Linked DNA regions of Mus musculus: region 2 is linked to region 1. A link is a loop called in an ENCODE intact Hi-C map of the cell type or tissue named here. Cell type or tissue: gastrocnemius. All regions are shown on one strand.

Region 1 (2,500 bases):
ATATGTAGAAGAAATGACTTTGACTTAACTGCAAGTTTGAAGGAGAGACTATCCACAAGAATATCTCCCTTACTCCTTGAAGTCTATTTCTGTAGTTAATACAGTAAATTTCCTAATAAAGGAATTGTAATATAGTTAATATAAAGCTTACTTAGGGAGTGAGAATGATTGAATGACATTTGAATGTACAGGTAAACATTAGGATGGTATTTCTTAGACTTAAATATATATAATGTGTTACATGGGGATCTTACTAAAATGCAAATTACCATTTTCTGCGAAGCTCTTGGGCTATGTTTATACTTATACTTACCCTTTGAATAGTAAGGGTATAGGACTGAGTTTTGTAAAAAAGGAAACTCAGCCTTAATGTTATATATCCTTTTAGAGGATGCATCTTTTAAAAAATACTTTTACTTATGTGTATTTATTTTTTTGTAAATATTTGCCATGTGGTGGTGCCCACAGACAGAATAGAGTATTGGATCCTTTGGAGCTAGAATTGTAGGCAGTTTTATTGCAACCACTGAGCATGGGTGCTGGGAAACTGAACTTGGATCTTCTGAACGAGCAGCAAGATAACCATTGAGTCATCTCTATCTTTTTTTTTTTCCTTTTAAACAGTTAACCCCAGCACTTGGGAGGCAGAGGCAGAGGCAGGTGGGTTTCTGAGTTCGAGGCTAGCCTGGTCTATAGAGTGAGTTCCAGGACAGCCAGGGCTACACAGAGAAACCCTGTCTTGAAGAAAAAAAAAGAATGGAAATGAGTCTCCCTTACACATAACACTGTATATTTTTCTTTATTGTGGGCCAGATCAGCTGTTTTTTGGACAATATAGCAATTAGGGTGTAAACCCCCCCCCCCCCCCGACACACACACACACACACACACACACACACACACACAACCCCCCCCCCGACACACACACACACACACACACACACACACACACACACACACACACACGGTTTCTCTGTGTAGCCCTGGCTGGACAATATAGCAATTAGGGTGTAACCCCCCCCCCCCCGACACACACACACACACACACACACACACACACACACACACACACACACACACACCACACACACACACACACACACACACACACACACCCACACCCACACCCACACCCACACCCATGCATGCATGCACCATATACAAGGAAAAAAGTTTTAAGAAATGTGGGCTTGATATTTTAATTCTTGTCTGTCACTGGGGTTCTAAGGTTCATTTTTGAAGGAACCTTGGTTTCTAATACAATTTTCAAGGGGCTTGGAAAATAGACCATTTAAGCAAGCATGAGACCCCAGTACTGAAAAAGAAGGGGAACATTTTATTTTCAACAATTTAACCTCTGCTTGTTTATGACAAATGTACTTTAGAGGAGGAAGCAAAAGCGTTGTGGTAAACTTTATTTGGGGGTTTCTACCCCACCTTAATCATTTAGTTCCAAATAAAAAAGACACAAAACCTTTATGTTTATAATAAGCCTTAAAGCATTAGAACTGGGCAGATATCAACCCTCTGCTCTTTTGTCTACTTTCCTATCAGTAAACACCCCCCCTCTCCAAATACCATTTGCAATGTTACACCTGGGCCACTCCTACCGCCAACAGGTGGGCCTTCATGGCTATGCACTCAAGTTATACTTACCCCATGGCGCTTTCTGCCTTCTTTCTGCTCACTCCTAGTGGACTCTGTCTCAGACCCCAAGCCCAGGAACCTAAGCTTACTACTACCTCTTTTCTGCCCAGCTACAGGCTGTAGGCATCATTATTCAACAAGTAGTTTTAAAGAGCAAGATTTGCATAACAAAAGCTGGTATACTTGAGAATTCACTTGTCTTGAGGCAATGACCTTGGGATAGAGAATTTAGCAGTATCTTACGTGGCAAAAGGCCAAACCTCAACACAAAAGGATCAGGAACTCAAGTTCATCTTTATCTAGGTAGCAAATTCAGGACCATCCTTATCCTGTCTCAAGAAACTAAAACCAAAATAGTAATGAGTAGCTTCTCTTTCTTAAAGAGGTAGCAGTGATAGACCTTTCAGTTAAAGTACAGGGAAAGTTTAGGTACTGTGCTAAAACAGTAATTTTAAATACAAAGCTGTATTTATGAAGGACTTCAGTTTAGTATGGTCTACATAGCCTTGAATGAACCTTATTCTCCTGCTAGAAAGAAGGGTTTTCTGGGACTTATACAATTTAAAAGCAAATTAAAACACTTGTGTCTGTCCTAAGTTGATTGCAAAGCAAAATGTTTTTATGGTAGTGTAATTAAAAAGAGAAAGCTTTCTTATTTAGTTAGTTTTAATTGGACAATTCAGAAAAGCCATCTAGAGTTGGGTAGTCCCTAGAGCAGAGGTTTGTAAGCAGATAATAAATAGGTTAGCTGCTAGGATCATGATAGATGAGCAGCAACTCAGATATAATCTGAAACTGTTAGTTCCTTATCAGCACTTGTGTTATAGAAGGTTTTCACTTGAGAATTTTGGGG
Region 2 (2,500 bases), 150 kb before region 1:
CAGCTTTCACATGAAGTGCTGTGTACTTGATCTGCCTTTCAAAGCAGTGTCTTTCTCATAGAGATCGCTTCAAAGCGCTTATGCTATTTCCTTAAATGTTTTGATATGTGAATCATATGGTGCTTATTTCTTTTCTTGTTACTGTGATGAATACTCTGACAAGCGACTTCAGGAAGAGAGGGTTTATTCTGACTCACAGTTCACATTCTAGCCCAACATGGCTGGAAGGCACAGGAACGGGAGCATAGGGCAGCTGGTCACAGTGCATCTGCAGCCTGGAGCAAAGAGCTGAGCTTCCATGTGTGCTGCTCAGGTTCCCCTCTCCATCTGTATCATCAGGATCCCCCACCAGTGATTAAAATGGGTCTCTTACATATATCATTTATCATAATCCTGTACCTCCCTTCCCAGCATGCCCAGAGCCCTATCTCTCAGGTAATTTTGTATACTGTCACGTTAACAGTTAACCCTAACCATCACATAACATTTCTGGTCAGAAGAAAAAAGTGGATTCTAATTTGGGAATGTGGCCATTGACCTTTCATAACAGGTCACAACCAGACCTGGTAGCACAGGCCTGAAATCTCAAATGCTGGGGAGGCTAAGTCAGGAGTATAAAAAGTTCAAGGTCTGCCTGGGAAACTTAGTGAGACCCTGTCTCAAAGTCAATTTACAAACACTGTTAAAGTGCTGGGATATACCCAGTCATACTATAGCACTTGCCTAGAATGAATAGGGCCCTCTATTCAATTTTAGCACTGGAAAAAAATCATGTCACCACTCAGATTCATAAAACTCAAAATAACTTTTTTATGTATAGTGTAACTAACATGATGATGAGTCCATCAGATTTAGCAATGTCTTGAATTGAATTTGAGAGCAGGCTGGCTTTAACAGGATTGTCACTTAAGATGTGTCTCTCACAAATGAGCTAAATACCTAATAAAAAATGGAAAAAAAAAAAAAAAAGATGTGTCTCTCACATGGGATCTGATTCACGGATTGACCATTTTCCTGTCTGTCTCTTCTGTTTCTAATGCTATATTATGAAAATTTCAACCTCTTCTATATTATTTTGCCAGTTCTGAGCTCTCATTTTCCTATTACTAATTACTTGTTAAAATTCACTTATATGTGCTCTTGGAAATATTTTTAAATTTTATTTTAATGTTTATTATGTGTATGAAAGTAGCTTATGGAGCAGTATCAGTGTGTATGATATGAAACTGGTTCCTATGCCAAAAGCGTGTGTGCTCCTCAAGACAGACGCATGCAGCCTGCTAGTAATGGCTATTGGAGTGGAGAGTAGAGATCAGGAAGGGATTAGAAAATTGCCAAGGATTTTCTTTTATTTTATACCCTTATAAATCTTGGTGTGGCATGATTATAATTTGTACGCTTGCTTTTGTTTTTCTTTTCAGGACAGGGTCTCATCTTAGTATGTAGCCCGGGCTGGCCTCGACCTTAGTGAAACCTGCCTGTTTCTGTCTTCGGCATGCTGGGATTAAAGGTGTGTGCTGCTACGCTCAGCAGGTTATAATTTTTTAAGCTATGAATATGCATAAAATCATTTTAAAATAATAACAAAAGAGCACTAAATTCAAGTGTTACTCCTTTTGAAAGCACATACATTTGTATGTTCTTTAGTGCTTTGTTGTTGGGTCTTTTGGTGTTGCTATTGTTTGTTTTGATTTTTTGTACCTTTGTGAGCTTTTGAGTCAGGCACTGTGTGTAGTCTCTTTCTATTGCTGGGACTTAGCCAGTGTCTCCAGAGGAGATGCATGTAGTAGGTAGTTGAACCGAGAAGGAAGTTACAGGGCTAGAGAGATGACGTAGTGGTTATGAGCAGTTACTGCTCTTGTAAAGGAACTAGATTTAATTCCCAGTACCTGTACGGGGGCTCACAATGTCTGTAACTCCAGTTCCAGGGAATCTGATGCAACCATCTGATTTCCATAGGCTCTGAAGTAGACACATACTCATAAGTAAAAATTTTAAAAATTTTAAGGAATGTATGAGGAAAACAGAAGTAAGGTATAATATGTATTAAGAAAATTCCTGCTAATTTTCATGGCCATGTTTATTAATTTTTATTAATTAGTTAATTAATTAGAGAGGGTGTATTGCTATACAGCCCTAACTTGCTCAGTACTCAGTACATATCCTGGGCTGCCCTCAAATTCATGCAGTCCCCCTTCCTCAGTATCCTGAGTATTGAAATTAGAAGTGTGGACCTCCACAGATGGCTTATGTAGCAATTTTGGGTTTTGTTTCCGCTTACACATGAGAGGAGGGAGATGAACTCGGCAGTTACTCACTTACTGTTCTTGCAGATGACCCCAGTTCATTTCCAGCACCAACATAGTTGCTTATGGCCATCAGTAATTCTAGTTCCAAGGGCTTTGACACCCTTCTCTAAGCTCTGTGGGTACTGCATATACATAGTGCACTTTCATATACACAGGTAAAACATTGGTACAAGTAAAATAAAAAATATTTT

Evidence for each region. A loop is a pair of places that touch in the nucleus more often than their neighbours do. Peaks named below come from ENCODE experiments on the same cell type or tissue, not always from the same donor. Only the 100,000 strongest peaks of a DNase experiment are listed, where the experiment ranks them.
Region 2: it touches region 1 in a loop (2.7-fold over the local background); 6 of 42 quality-filtered maps call a loop at or near these places.

Annotation. Positions count from the first base shown.
Region 1 is chr11:83,493,910-83,496,409 of GRCm38, forward strand. The region is part of intron 7 of Taf15 (TATA-box binding protein associated factor 15); the gene reads left to right. Among named protein-coding and RNA genes, the nearest start is that of Gm32650, 17 kb to the right of the region's middle. In gastrocnemius, no CTCF peak of the experiment used is centred here; no DNase peak of the experiment used is centred here.
Region 2 is chr11:83,343,630-83,346,129 of GRCm38, forward strand. All of the region lies in intron 12 of Ap2b1 (adaptor-related protein complex 2, beta 1 subunit), which reads left to right. Among named protein-coding and RNA genes, the nearest start is that of Gm23951, 22 kb to the right of the region's middle. In gastrocnemius, no CTCF peak of the experiment used is centred here; no DNase peak of the experiment used is centred here.